Regions from separate parts of the Homo sapiens genome. Here region 1 is linked to region 2. Evidence: chromatin loops called from intact Hi-C (ENCODE). Cell type or tissue: B cell. All regions are shown on one strand.

Region 1 (8,000 bases), 50 kb after region 2:
TTACAATTATAAGATGAACCAGTTCTGGGGCTCTAATATACACCATGGGTGGTCAGAGAGGTGTTAATTAATTTGATTATGAAACATTTCACAATGTATATGTGTATTAGATCATCACACTGTACACCATGATTATATTAAATCTTTGTCTATTAAATATTTCTAGAAGACTTTATTATTGGGTTAAAGAAAATGAGTGACACTGTATTGCTCACAAATCCGCCACTTGAAAGCCCCACAAAATTAGCTGGCCACTAAGGCTGCCAAGGGTTTAGAAAGCCTTGTCTTACAGGCTGGAAAGCAATAAGGCTTCTGATCCAGAAGTTGATAAGGGAAATCATCCAGGACTTCAAAATAGATTTCAGTTTCCAGAGTGCAGCCACAGAGTGCTTCAGAAGACTGGGGAAGCATACCTGGTGCTGTTATTTGAAGATTTTAACCTTTGCGTCATCTGTGATGAGAGAGTCTCTAACGTGCCTTAGGATGCCCTGTTAGCCTGCTTGATATGGCGAAAAAGAGCTTAAGTTAAGGCAGTTTTTATGGTGTTTAGTAGTAAATTATGCAAAATGTTTTGCCTTAACTTGTTACTTTATTGCAAGGAAATATTTATATATTGCATGTGAGCTTAAGTCATCCCCTCACTCAAGATGGTGTGAAAAGTAACTACTCAGATTCAGTGACATGAGCCCTGTTGTTCAAGAGTGGCAAACTGCTGCATGAAGAATGGGTGGATGATAGTTTTTCCATGTTTCTGTATATTAATGAGTTGTTGGGTAGTAATTACAATAGTAGAATTGATTAAATGCATTAGAGGGCCTTTTTTCAATTATTGGTTATGAGTTGATCCAAGTGTTCAATAATTGAGGCTATTAAAAAAGAACCTGAACCTGAATAAGCATCAACAGCCAACCACTACTTTATAGGAAATAAAGAGGACAGAGAAAAATGTTAAACACTATGGGAAAGCTTTCAGCAAAATCCAGGATGTCAAAAACTCTACTAAATAAACCATCCAGTTTCTTCAACAAATAAATTACCAAAAATAAAGAGATAGGAGGGGAACCTGTAAATTAAAGTAAATATGAGACGTATCAACCAATAACAGTGTATGGATGGCAACTGTGGGATAGGGTGGGGTAGAGTTGGGAAAGTAGTGGGGATATAGAAGTAACAAGATTGATTATTAGTTAATAGTTGTTGAATCTGAGTGATGGGAACATGGGGTTTCTTTATACTGTTCTGTCTACCTTTGTATCATAATGAAAATATAAAGTATACCTACCAAAAAAAAAACCCAGGGTCTGAGGAATTTGACCATATACTTTTGTGATAGAACATGGGCTTTTCCATGAGTGAAATTTAAAGTTTCCTTAGATAGATAGATAGATAAATAGATAGATAAAATTTTTTATTTTTTTATACTTTCAACTTCTATTTTACATTCAGGGGTACATTTGCAGGTTTGTTACACTGGCATGTTGCATGATGCTGAGGTTTGGGGTACAACTGATCCCATCACTCAGGTAGTGAGCATGGTACCCAATAGGTAGTTTTTCAACCCTTGCCCACCTCTGTCCCTCCTTGCTCTTACTAGTCCCCAATGTCTATTGTTCCCATCTTTATGACTATGTGTACCAAATGTTTAACTCCCACTTATAACTGAGAACAAGTGGTATTTGGTTTTCTGGTCCTGCTTTAATTCACTTAGGATCATGGCCTCTAGCTGCATTCATGTTGCTGCAAAGGGCATGATTTTGTTCATTTTTATGGCTGTATAGTATATCATGGTGTATATGTACCACATTTTCTTCATACAATCCACCATTGATGGACATCTAGGTTGATTCTATGTTTTTGCTATTGTGTATTGTGCTGTGATGAACATACAAGTGCATGTGTCTTTTTGGTATAACAGAATGATTAATTTTCTTTTGGATATATACCCAGTAATGGGATTGCTGGGTCAAATAGTAGTTCTAAGTTATTTGAGAAATCACCAAACTGCTTTCCACAGTGGCCAAACTAATTTACATTCACACCAACAGTATGTAAGTGTTCCCTTTTCTCTGCAGCCTTGTCAACATTTGTTGCTTTCTGACTTTTTTAATAATAGCCATTCTGACTGGTGTGAGATGATATCTCATTGTGGTTTCGATTTGCATTTCTCTGATGATTAGTGATGTGGCTCATTTGTTCATGTTTTTTGGCCACTTGTATGTCTTTCTTTCTTTTTTTTCTTTTCTTTTTTTTTTTTTTTTTTTTTTTGAGATGTAATCTCGCTCTGTTACCCAGGCTGGAGTGCAGTGTCACGATCTTGGCTCACTGCCATCTCCGCCTCCTGGGTTCAAGAGATCTTCCTGCCTCAGCCTCCCGAATAGCTGGAGTTACAGGCGTCCGCCATCACACCCAGCTAATTTTTGTATTTTTAGTAGAGATGGGGTTTCACCATGTTAGGCAGGCTGGTCTCGAACTCCTGACCTTGAGTGATCCACCCGCCTCAGCCTCCCAAAGTGCTGGGATTACAGGCGTGAGCAACCGTGCCCGGCCTGTTTCTTTAGTTTAATTATAGTTTCTTTAGTTTATTTAGTTCCCACTTGTCAATTTTTGTTTTTGTTGCAATTACTTTTGAGGACTTAGTCATGAATTATTTCCCAAGGCCAATGTCCAGAATGGTATTTCCTAGGTTTTCTAGGATTCATATAATTTAAGGTCTTACATTGAAATCTTTAATCCATCTTGAGTTAATTTTTGTATACGGTAAAATTTCTGGGTCCAGTTTCATTTTTCTGCAAATGGCTAGCCAGTTATCCCCACACAATTTATTGAATAAAGAGTCTTTTCCTATTGCTTATTTTTGTTGACTTTGTCAAAGATCAGATGCGTGTAGGTGTGCAGCTTTATTTCTAAGTTCTCTATTCTGTTCCATTGGTCTATACGTCCGTTCTTGTATCAGTACCATGCTGTTTGGGTTACTCTAGTCTTTTAGTATAGTTTGAAGTTAAGTAGTGCAATGCCTCCAGCTTTGTTCTTTTTGCTTAGGATTGGTTTGGCTCTTCAGGCTCTTTTTTAGTTCCATATGAATTTTACAATAATTTTTTTACTAATTCTGTGAAAAATGATGTTGGTAGTTTGATAGGAATAGCATCGACTCTGCAAATTGCTTTGGGCAGTATGGCCATTTTAACAATACTGATTTTTCCAAATCATGAGCATGGAATGTTTTTCCATTTATTTGTGTAGTCTCTGATTTCTTTCAACATGTTTTGTAGTTCTTTTAGTAGAAATCCTTCACCTCCTTAGTTGTCTGTATTCCTAGGTATTTACATTTTTGTGGCTATTATAAATGAGATTGTATTCTTGATTTGATTCTCAGCTTTAACATTATTGATGTATATCCAGGGACCTAAGTTAGTTCCCTCCAGCCCTTTTAAAAGACACTAACCCATTCAAGGGGGTGTAGTCCTCATGACTTAGTCACTTTCCAAAAGGCCCCACCTCTTAATTAAGGATTAAGGATTAAAGAAACTTAATTGAGGATTAAGTTTCAACACATAAATCTTGGAGGACAAATTCGAACCATAGCAAGAAGGCTCATAACTTCCATCAGATTCTCAAAGAATATCAACAATCACTGCCTTGAACAAAGGCAACACACACACACACACACACACACACATCCCGTCTTTAGGGATGTTTCAGTTTCTGATCTCATCCTGGCAGGCACTATAGCTGCTTCTGCACATGAGAAATAGTTGACCTGATCTCACCTACCACTTCTTTTCTTTTTTCTTTTCTTTTCTTTCTTTCTCTCTTTCCTCCCTTCTTTCTTTCTTTTTTCCTTCTTTCTTTCTTTTTTTGGCACTTCCTTTAGGAATCTTCCCTGTCTTGATGTTTACTTCTCTGGCTATAAGGACTTGCACGGTGTGTCCATGGTTATACCTCATATTATAAGTCATTTCCAGCTACATCATTCTCACACCTACTCACCCTGAACTCTACCTTCACCTCATCCTACTTGGGTTGTCCGACTCCCATGTTCCTGCTGCTGGTCCTTCCAAGCATACCTACTAACTAATGACCCCTACCTAAAGTCTCAGATCTCTGTCCCTAACCATTCTTGGCCTCAGCTCCTCACCTGGCCCTCAGCATGTGATGAGTACAGAATGATGAAAGCAGTCTAATTGGAAAAAAAAAATGTTTCATGGAGTGAAGCAAAGGGAGATGAAATTGGACTGGATTAAGTTCAGATCAAGTTCCAAAGGTCCTTGAAGTAAGGCTGGGGAACCACTGGACATATTATAACTGGGAAAATAGCATGACTAAAGCAATGCTTTAGTACATCATTTCTGAAAAAAAGGTGTGGTATGTAATATTAATTGATGTTACATGAAAAAAAGTTATGTGGGCAATTAAGTTTGGGGAATGTAGGGTTAAAGTTAGAGATGGTTCTTTATTGCAGGACTTCTCAGACCCTTTAACATGATAATAAACATAGTGAATCTTCAGGAGGGATTTGAATGTGCCCTGGTTCTTAAACTCACATTAGCACAAAATCCTCCTTTTAATGAGGAGCATGTATCAGGGCTAATGTTTCCCAAAGCACAGTTTGAGAAACAGGATTTTAGGAAGATTGATCTGGCAAGGTATGCAAGAGAATTTGAAGTGAGATGAACCTGAGCCAGGAGACTATTGGCAGCAAAGCAGGTATAGTGGAATAGCAGACCACCCTGCCCTCAGCAGTGAGAATTAAGTGGAACAGGTGATCCCAGAAGCTTTGTGAAAAACAACAGTGGGGATTGGGGTTAAACATCTGGTGGAAGACTGAAACCGTGCTTTTTACTTTTATACTGTAGCATCAAGAAGAAAACTTTGCCATGTGAGAGAAAGATGTACTCTTTTGGTCGCTATGTTATTTCCATCCCAGGGATTTAACAAAATTATTTTTTCTATTCCACGTTAAAAGTTTACCTTGCGTTGGCCAGGCATGGTGGCCCACACCTATAATCCCAGCACTTTGGGAGGCCGAGGCGGGTGGATCACCTGAGGTCGGGAGTTCGAGACCAGCCTGACCAACATGGAGAAACCCTGTCTCTACTAAAAATACAAAATTAGCCAGGCGTGGTGGCACATGCCTGTAATGCCAGCTACTTGGGAGGCTGAGGCAGGAGAATCACTTGAACCCGGGAGGCAGAGGTTGCGGTGAGCCGAGATCATGCCATTGCACTCCAGCCTGGGCAACAAGAGCGAAACTCCGTCTTAAGAAAAAAGAAGAAGAAGAAGTTTACCTTGTGTTTTTGTACAATTGGTGCAATTTGCAAAATGTCTCCCACCTGTCATTAGCTCGCTGTTCATGTTGCAACTAAAAAGGAGATTGGAAGCTATCTAAATAGAGTTTCTTTCTATCCAGTTACAAAGCTGATTGTGTATTTTGGTAAGAGTTTTGGACAGAATATTTGCTTGAAAGAAAAGAAGAGGGAGAGAATAAGGAGGAGTAAGATAAAGAGGGAACAGTCTATCCCAGGAATGTTTTAATTTGTTACTCAGCCCCTCATCCCCACTCCAAGAGCTTTCTAGGATGATAGCCTGTAGCCAATAGTTATAAGGCTAATAGTTATATAGGTTACAATGTTGATTACATTAAAAAACACTCAACATTAACAGTTAACAAGTTCATAGCCAGAGATATCTGACTGAGGTAAGAAATTCCTAAGCACAACTAGAGGTATATTTGCTTGGTTAATCAGAGTTTCCAGAGTTAGTATCCATGACTTAAAATCCTCATGTCCTGGATCTCTTAATTGATGCTAAGTCCGTTATAACAAATTGTGGAGTTCAGGCTGTTCTCCCAAAAGATAACATTAGCTTCACCTTTCTGGTAACATTTTGAAATTAACCAACATGTTTCTAAGACTTCTGATAGCCCCTTTTAGCAGCGGCAGTCCTGGTAAAAGCAGAAGGGGAATAGTTTCCTAAAAAAAGTTCAAATAGTCTCCAGCCTTTCATCCACACCATCAGGATTAACATGGCCACCAGAGATTCTTAGATGATAAATGCAACCCCAATTTAGGCAGAGCTTGACTGGACTGGCATCCTCTTGAGAGAAAACATCCATCCCCAAGAATGCTGCTTTATTTATATAAACTTAGAGACAGCAAAATCCACATATCAGTCTGTGCCTGTTTCCTTACCTGTAAAATGGAGATGATAACAGCACCTACTTCATATGGTTGAGGTAAAGATTTAATGAGTTCATACATGTGAAATGCTGAGTATAGCACCTGACAACAATAAGTGCTCATTAAGTATTAACTATTTTTTTCATTATTTATTATGGTTAGTGTTAGATTAATACATTATCAAAGCCCAACAATCTAACAAGATACAACCATATAGTGGCTGGCAGAGAGATTCCCTTTTAGGAGCTTAGCCAATTTATGTCATTCATATCTATACATTTCTAACCCAGCAATCTCATTTCTGGGTATTTGCCCAAAAGATTTTATATCAGTTTGTCAAAAAGATGTCTGCACTCCCATGTTCATTGCAGCACTATTCATATTAGCTAGGTTATGGAATCAATCCAAGTGTCCGTCATCAGATGAATGGATAAAGAAAATGTGGTATATATACATAATGGAATACTATTCAGCCGTGTGTGTGTGTGTGTGTGTGTGTGTGTGTGTGTGTGTGTGTGTGAATTTTTATTTTAGGTTTGGGGATACATGTGAAGGTGTGTTACATAGTTAAACACGTGTCACGAGGGTTACTTGTACATATTGTATGACCCAGGTATTAATCTCGGTACCTAATAGTTATGTTTTCTGCTCCTCTCCCTCCTCCCACCCTTTCCACTCAAGTAGACCCCAGTGTTTTTTGTTTTCTTCTTTGTGTTCATAAGTTCTTATCATTTAGCTCCCACTTATAAGTGAGAACATATGGTATTTAGTTTTCTGTTCTTGCATTAGTTTGCTAAGGATGATAGCCTCCAGTTCCATTCATGTTCCCGCAAAAAAAAAAAATGCTATCTCATTCTTTTTCATGGCAGCATAGTATTCCATGGTGTATATGTATCACATTTTCTTTATCCAATCTGTCATTGATGGGCATTAAGGTTGATTCCATGTCTTTGCTATTGTGAGCAATGCTGCAATGAACATTCACGTGCATGTGTATTTATGGTAGAATGTTTTATATTCCTCTGGGTATGTACCCAGTAACAGGATTGCTGGGTCAAATGGTAGTTCTGCTTTTAGCTCTTTGAGGACTCACCATACTGCTTTCCACAATGGTTGAGCTAATTTACACTCCCACCAAAAGCGTGTAAGTGTTCCCTTTTCTCTGCAACCTCACCAGCAGCTGTTATTTTTTGACTTTTTAATAATAGCCATTCTAACTGGCATGAGATGGTATCTCATTGTGGTTTTGATTTGCATTTCTCTAATGATCAGTGATATTGAGCTTTTCTTCATATGCTTGTTGGTCGCATTGAGAAGTGTCTTCTTTGAGAAGTGTCAGTTCATGTGCTTTGCCCACTTTTTAATGGGATTGTTTGTTTTTCTCTTGTAAATTTGCTTACGTTTCATATACATGTTGGATATTAGACCTTTGACAGATGCATAGTTTGCAAATGTTTTCTCTCATTCTGTAGGTTGTCTGTTTACTCTGTTGATAGTTTCTTTTTCTGTGCAGAAGCTCTTAAGTTTAATTAGATCTCATTTGTCAATTTTTTGCTTTTGTTGCTATTGCTTTTGGTGTCTTTGTCATGAAATCTTTGCTCACTCCTATGTCCAGGATGGTATTGCCTAAGTTGTCTTCCAGGGTTTTTATAGTTTTGGGGTTTACATTTAAGTCTTTAATTCATCTTGAGTTAATTTTTGTATATGGTGTAAGGAAGGGGTCCAGCTTCAATCTTCTGCATATGGCTAGCCAGTTATCCCAGCATCATTTATTGAATAGGGAGTCTTTTCCCCATTGCTTGTCTTTGTCAGCTTTGTCAAAGA
Region 2 (8,000 bases):
AGCTCCCTTGTCAGAGGTGCATGCAGCAGCACTGCAGCTCCCTTAGCAGGAAGTCCTCCTAAGCAGCAGAGACAGCTGAGCTACTGATGCTATGTCTACCTAAGCCCCAAGGGCTCTAGCAGCTTCTGTCTCCCCTAGGCCCCAACCGTCACAACATTAATCTTGAAGCTAGGCTGGGTTCTGACTGAACTTCTAGGCAGACCAGTGTAGAAATGGCTATTGTCACCATCTCTGCCTTACATCCCCCAGGACAGCACTCCTGTCATACTTTCCATAGGCAAAAAGCCCCACAGACTCCAGTAGATTAAACTTGCTCCCTTTTCGTTTGGACTTGGTGTTTGGATTGTTAGCCCTCTCCCCAAGAAGCTAGATTTTACGCCATTTTTTTATTCCCCCTAATCTAGGTTTTAGTTCTAAGCTCTCCAGCACTTGCTCTCAGCATGCCCTTGTGGCTCTGTCAATCCCCTGCTGGGGCTGAATTATAACCCCTTTTCCCCCACCTCACATTTGTTTTTTTACCCCTCACTTTTTTCTATCTCCTCCCCCTTTACTTTTAACCCCACTCTGTAAATTCTTCTGCCTCTTCCCCTTCTGTACCTTCCTTTTCCTTTTCTGAATACCTCCTCCCTATCAAAATTATGGCACATTTAGTGTTTTACATGAACAAGACAGGGCAATCACTCTGTGAATGGGATTCAGTAACTGAAGTGTCTCTTTTTGACCTTGACCATTTTGCACAACCAATTTTCAAAGAAAATGGATTAATCAAAATTGATTTGAACTTACTGCCCCGGTCAGAGTCTCTGAAGCCAATCTTCCCATCACAATAATTTTCCATTTTCACTGAGGCTGTCAGGATGTTAAGATAGTCAAGGGCTCTTTGCTTCCCTCTGGCCACCAAAAAGCAATTTTCGCTAATGCTGGTGAGGATTACATTAAAATTGTGTAAAAGAAAGACATGACCTCTTTTTTGTCAGCTGGTGCTCATAAGGGCTATGAAGATGCTCTCTCTCAATGGCTCTAGTCACCAAGGCTGACCTGAAATGTTGTAAGTTCAGCCAGTTGGGAAGAAAGGAGGGCATTCACTTAGAATCACCATAATTCGTTACCATTGGTTGACTCATTAAACTTCACTGACTCCATTTCTTCCAAACCATTGTTCATGCTTCTTGAAATTCAGTCAAACCACCCATTTCAGATCTTTGGAAGGGGGAAGTCTGGTCCAAACTGATGCAGTTTAAATTGGTGTTCCCAACTGATTCTGATTAACACGGAGGTGGGGGAGCACAGACAGATAGTGATACCTGTGAATTTGAAAAGGCTTCCTAGATAAATTATCTGATGCATCCAAAACATCCAGTCCTCCAGTACTATAAACTGCCTTCTTAATGTAAAGCACAGAGTGTGACTTTAGGTGCCCCCCTCCCGCCAATCATTACCAGGTGGAAGTCTTCAAGAGGCCTGTAGAAGGAAAAATGCTAAGGCGAAGATCCTCTCGTCACATACTCACTTTTAAAACCCCAAAACATCTTACTTGCACATTGTATTCTTAAGTAAAACAACTGGCCTTGGCAACAGAAGCATCAACAGAACTATAATGTGCTGATTCACTACTAGATCTTCTATTGTTATCTTTGACAAGAATGCCTGAAAATAATATTCTATGTGTTTCTAGGAAAAGAGGCTGTCTTGGGCTATTAAGGCTGCTATAACAAAATACCATTAAATGGGTACCTTATGAACAGAAATTTATTTCTCATAGTTCCAGAGGCTGGGAAGTCAAAGATCAAGGTGCCAGCAGATCCAGTGTCTGGTGAGGGCTCATTCTCTGCTTCAAAGATGGCACCTTCTTGCTGTGTCCTCACATGGTGTAAGAGACTAGCTAGCTCTCTGGGGTTTCTTTTATAAGGGCACTTAATCCCTTCATGAATGGGATGAATCTCCTTCCAAAAGCCCTCCTCTTAATATTATCACAATGGAAGTTAGGTTTCAACACATGAATTGTTGCGGGAACACAAATATTCAGAACACAGCAGAGGCCATATGAGCACTTTTTTTCAGTAGAAAAAAAAAGCCCCATGTTTTCAAACAGCTACTTAAGCACCAAGAAAACCTTCCTCAAATTAGATCCCCATTTGCTCAAAGTCTTCTCTGTTTAAAATTGGCAGTGGGCAAACTGACCACTGGTTTTAGTCCTTGATTCTAATAATCTAATTTGCCCAAAGGATTATGTGCAGTGCACAGCTGGGGCTTTTCTATCCATGGGAAATAAATTATCACTCTCATTCCTAAACATTGGCCCTGATACCTGGGCTGGGATTCTCCCTAGGGAAGTCCTGTAATTTCATTGTGCATTAAGTCTGTATGTTCTTCTGTCTTCCTGCATTCATTTATTCACTCAAATATTTATAGAATGCCTACTATTTGCCAGTCTATTGGCTGGGTACTAATTAGAGAATAGCATCAAGCAAGATAGTCAAAATGTCTTCCCTCAAAGAGTTTATAATCTGGTTTTTTTCCTGGGTCACGTTGTTATATTCTTGACTCATACTCCTTTCCTAAGCCTCTTACCTGTACCAGGTGTTTCTACCCTCCTCCTTGGACGAGTTGTAGGCATTAAATCCAGTCCATAGGGGTCTCCTGCCTTAACCCCATCCCCAAGATCCAATGCCAGTCAGAGGATCTTGATAGGAAAGTAAAAAATCCAGACAAGTCAATATCGCTCCTTACTCTAGTCCTTTCTTTTGCCCAGTCATTATCTATCCATCTATACTCAGATTATTGAAACCCACATCACAGGAATCTGATGGACAGGTCTGTGATTGTTCCTTTTTCCTTTGTGTTCCTAGACACTCCCCAGTAAACCACCGGACTTGTATGGTGCTCTGTACATTCAAATTAGAACTATGGTCATATTACCCTCATATACAGTCTCAGACCTGTACATGAAATAAAGATATAGACATAATTCAAAACCTGTATCAATCAGTGTCCCAGCAGGAAATAGATGGCACACTCAAAATGGCTATTTTGGAGAGGGGTAAGGGTCAATATTAATAAATGGACTATTTATAAAGGTGTAGGCAGGGTAACTCAGGGCTAGGAAGAGGATTTGGAGATGCCTTTACCATCATAGCCTGACTAAGAAAAGGGAGACTTTTGATGTCATCCCTACAGGTCAGCTTCCCAGGGTAGAGTGCAGGAGGGAAGACTGGAGTGAGGACCTGAAGAGGCAGACAAAAACTATCTAGCGCAGAACTTCTCATTCAAATTTTGCAGTAATTCAGACCAGGGCTGAGATCAAGGTATTGTGCATTGATCTGGGAAAATCAGCTTTGTTAAGCAAATGAGTAGGCTCATTTTTAAACTATGAAAGAACTCATTTGCATAGAACAGTGAATGACTTTTTTAATGTATTTATTAAAATAGGCCTCACTTTGACACTTTGTTAGCATTAGATTATGTTACTAAATGTGACTGAAAAAAATGAAACGAGACTGCACTTATTTAAAACAGTCTGGATTTCAGATTTACAGCTAATTCCGATTGATTTCCTTGCACCCTGTCCCCCACCAAAAATAAAAACTGGGCATACCAAATTAAGGAGCTTCGATGCTTAAAGTAACATCATAACACTGTTATCAGTTAACTAAACACTGCTCTTCTGCAGTCCATTAGAAGAACCTAGTAACAAGAAAACAGGTTGATATTAAAACTTTTACTTTAAAAAGTAATAACAGTAAATGGACCCCATTCCCAAGGCTGCCATCACATAGCCCAGGCTCCTGACCCTCTCTCTCTGCCTCCATTTCTAACCTAGAACAGTCTTCCAAGATGGCTAGCAGGATAATGCTAAAGCCCTGTCTGAAGTCCAGAAATTAAACACAATAGAGTCCATGATGAGCAAGACACTGATCACTGAGGTTGCGTCTCAGCATCAGACAGACTAGCTTGGGCATTTATCAGCTAAGACACCTCAGGTGAGCGGTTTAATTTCTCCAAGCCTCGGTTTCCTCAACTTTAAAATGGGAATAAAGAAAACATCTACATCATCAGTTGTTACAGGGATTGCATAAGGTTCTGTGTGTAAAACACCTAGCACAGTGCCTGGCACATTACATGCACACAGTAAACACTTTGATTGTCACACTCAGAAACAAGAGCTAATTTAAAGAAAAGAGGGAAAAAAACAAAGGTGAGAAGTGGGTTACCTTTCAATTAACTAAAATGTTACATTGCCCAGACTCCCATTCCCTGAGGGATCCCATTAAATTCACATTTATGGTATTGATTTTTTTCCAGGACAACAACCATTTTACACATTAAACATCTCTACCTCCTGCTATTTTATAGGTGGCTACTATAATAAGATCTCCACTCACATCAATTCAGAAGTCTATCTTTTTCCTCTGTCAAAAGCAGGAAATAAAGCTGGATAAGAGACCTAGGTCACTATGGGGGATGGAAATGTATCTAAGAATCCCCAAAGAATAGGTCAGGAGGGGGATCTGAAGTGGAATAAGAGGCTTAAGAGGAAGAAATTCAAATTGCTATGGCAGGTTTGTTTGGCTCTTGATCCAGAGAAGCCACATCTGCAAATGTTACACACACTGTCACGTGTTAGTTACTTCCCTTTTTCAAAAGGCACAAAGTCCTAGGTCACAAACCACCCCACCCCTCCCCCTAACCCAACAAGGTGAGAGAACAGGAGAGTTCAAGAACACTCAAACAAATAATACTTCCCCAACCCCTGACATAGCCTCCCTTTTTCCATGCTTGCTACTCTATAATTTATCCTCCCCACAACAGCCAGTGTGATCCCTTTTAATTCAGATCACACCACTCCTCTGCTTAAACCCATCCAATGTCTTTTTGTCTCACTCAAATTAAAAGTCCTAATCCTTACAATGGCCTACAAGGCCCTAAGCAACTTGCTAATCTGGTGTCACTAACCCCATGAACTCTCTAACCTCATCTTCTACCTCTCTTCCCCTCACTCACTTCCCTCCAGCCACACTAGACTTCTTTTCCTAGAACACACCAAACGCACTCCTGAATCAAGATCTTTGTTCTGGCTGTGACCTCTGCCAAGAATCTCTTTCTCCAGATTTTTGCATGGCTGACACCAGAAACCTTTTACAGGTTTTCCTCATTGTCCCTTTCTCTGTGAAACTTTCTTTGACCACCCTAATTCAAATTCGATCACACATCACTTCTGGCATTCTCAATCTCCCTTCCTTACTTTCTTTTTCTTCATTGTACTTATCGTCATTTAACATAACACATATCTTATTACCTTATTGTCTGTCTTTCCCATTAAAACATCGTACTCCATGATGGTAGGGATATTTGTCTCTTTTGTTCATGGATGTATTCCCAGGGCGTATAACAATGCCTGGTACATGATAAGCACTCACTATTTGTGGAATAAGTGAATTCACCTAGTTTAAAGTAACGGCCTTACCCTTACGGCATAATGTTTAGAAAAAAAAAATGTGTGTGTGTGTCTTTTTTTAAATAAAGAAGTGGCCTTCAACCCTGACTATACATTAGAATCATCTGGGCAGAGGGCTTTTTAAATCTATTCATACCAGATAATTCAGAATCTCCAAGAGTAGGACCCAGGAATCTTTCTTCGAAGCTATATAGGTAATCCTAAGGTATAGCCAGCGTTAACTCCTGGTTTAAAAAGTCAAATAGCTCTTCTTAATAACAGCCATCTCTGGGATTACCCTTCTTAGCTCAATAATTATTTGTTAAATGAAAGAATCTAGGTGAAATTAGGTTCCAACCATCATCAAGGGGAAAAAACCAAAAGGGACAGCTAGCGGTGTTGTGAGGCAGTATTCAGTGTGCTATGATTAAGAGGTAAGACAGAGAGGCAGTGTCTACAAATAGCAGTGCTTTCCTGGGGCCGACTTAGGTCCAGGAGCTGGCTTTCCATTTTAGAGGTGAAAAACCGTATTTTGCCAGCCCACACAGGTGCGAGGTGGGATCTTCTTGACGACTCCCATTCACCAAACTTACAAGAGATTGATAACACTGCATAATTATGCAACTGCATGACTAACTCATTGGTGCTCTAGCCCTGACACAGAGAAGAACCGTACAGAGACAGTACACTGGATGCAAAGGTTTTAATTTAGGGAGAGGGAGGTGGGAAGTTAGGAGAAGATCATCTGAAAAGGGCACTGCTCAGGTAGGCACTTCTCAGGTGTGCCATCCATGTGGTAAACATCTTTAGCCACTGTATGGAGCCTCTGCTTTGCCTATGTTTTTAACAGGGTTTTAAACAAGTGTTTAGACGTGCCAAACACCTGCTGGTGAAAGGAAAATGCGGGGGCGGCGGGGGGTGGTGTGCTTCAAGTGGAGAAAGATAAATTTGCATTTCCTACTCAAAAGGAGAAACAAAAATAATGCATAATGGGAGAAGAAATTTAATAACTACCATTTCTAATTGGGAACATGTTATCTCATTTAATCCTCCCCACAGCACTGTGAGGGAGGTACTATGGTTATTCCATTCTATAAGGAAGAATCTAAAGCTCAGAGAGGTTAAATAGCTTGCCAAAGATCACAGAGTTGATAAGTAGTAGAAGCAGGGTTGGAACTCTCCAAGTCCCATGCTTTAACTTAGTTGTCCTCAAACTTTCCAGTACATTAGAGTCACCTGGGGGCTTATTTGAATTGCTGACTGCTGGGACCTACTCTCACCGTCCTCCCGCAGCCCCCCGCCCCACCAAATTCTGATTTTGAGGGTGTGAGGAGGGCCCAATAATCTAATGTTACAAGCCCCACGCCTCCCCTGCCCTGGTACTTATGGTGCAAGTGGTTCTTTGTGGGGATTCACAGCTCTTCTCTTTATGTGATGCCGGTGGACAAGAAAGCTGCCTCCTCCCTCTTCACAGCACATCCAAACTCGACTTTAAAAGAAGCTTAAACCATGATTCTCTTGTGTTCTTTGATCATCTTCCACTTCCTGGAATTGCTTGATGAGTTCAAAGGCCCTTCACAGTGAGCTCAGATCAGGACAAAGTGCACACATGTCTCTTAGTGAAGCATCTATCCCAGCTGGCTCACATCCCAAGAGAAGCGAATGAGCTCTTCCCCTACACGAGGCCCCAAAATTAGAGAGCGGTGATGAGCAGCTCTGTTGCAGATCATACCCCTGGATACCTTCAAGAAAAAAAGCATCTGTTTGGCCTTGAATTAAGTTATTTGGTCTCTGATTGTTGCTCTGCACCTCTCCCTGCACAAAACCCCGGAGAAAGGGAAGCAAACATTGGCTCCCAGAGAACTGTGAGTAGTAAACGCAAAAGCCTTCCCAGCTGCAAGCTGGGCCCCACTGCAGCTGTGAGGGGTGGAGGGTAGGGGGGTATCATTTTCTTAGCCTCAGTGAAATCACCTGCATTTGAATTTAATTCTACTTTGGCCCTTCCTCAACTCCCTGTTCTAACCCTAAGCTTCTCAGAAAGCCAGCACACACACCCCCTCACCTTGCCTTCAGCTTCTCCCTCACCCCATTCCCTCTGGCCAGGTTTCTGGAGATAACTGAGTAAGATCCTCCATAGCTTGGTGGCTGTTAGGGTCTTGGTCAAGCATTTCATTAAAGAAATGGCTTAATCAAGGAAGCCCACCATTCCACTCCTTCAGAAAAGACGAAACCATTCAATTCATGTAGCAGAAATAGCATCGAGGATTCAAAACTTCACTCTGTCACTCTGTGTAAAAGTTACCTTAATCTTTCTGAGACATGTGTATAAAATAGTAATAACACCTATTATGTTCAAGTGTGATAAGATTATATTTTTAAAGTGAATATTAAAGTGGCATATAGGGATTCTAATAATAATAGCAACAATAAATAGCTAACATTTCTTGAATATTTATTTCATGCCAAGCACTGTTCTAATCACTACATTTGAATTCATTTGTAAATTACAACCATCTGAAATAAGTACTTGTATTATGCCCATTTTACAGACAAGGAAACAGGTTCA

The links. Hi-C counts contacts between places; a loop is a spot of excess contacts. Peaks named below come from ENCODE experiments on the same cell type or tissue, not always from the same donor. Only the 100,000 strongest peaks of a DNase experiment are listed, where the experiment ranks them.
Region 1: it touches region 2 in a loop (1.8-fold over the local background); 4 of 110 quality-filtered maps call a loop at or near these places.

What each region holds. Positions count from the first base shown.
Region 1 is chrX:120,701,585-120,709,584 of GRCh38, reverse strand. It overlaps the pseudogene H3P46. Among named protein-coding and RNA genes, the nearest start is that of C1GALT1C1, 76 kb to the right of the region's middle. In B cell, no CTCF peak of the experiment used is centred here; no DNase peak of the experiment used is centred here.
Region 2 is chrX:120,751,938-120,759,937 of GRCh38, reverse strand. No RefSeq gene overlaps it. Among named protein-coding and RNA genes, the nearest start is that of CT47B1, 120 kb to the left of the region's middle. RefSeq lists an enhancer at 4,769-4,848. In B cell, no CTCF peak of the experiment used is centred here; DNase peaks (open chromatin) are centred at 4,647 and 6,337; H3K4me3 peaks cover 1,590 bases; H3K27ac peaks cover 5,419 bases.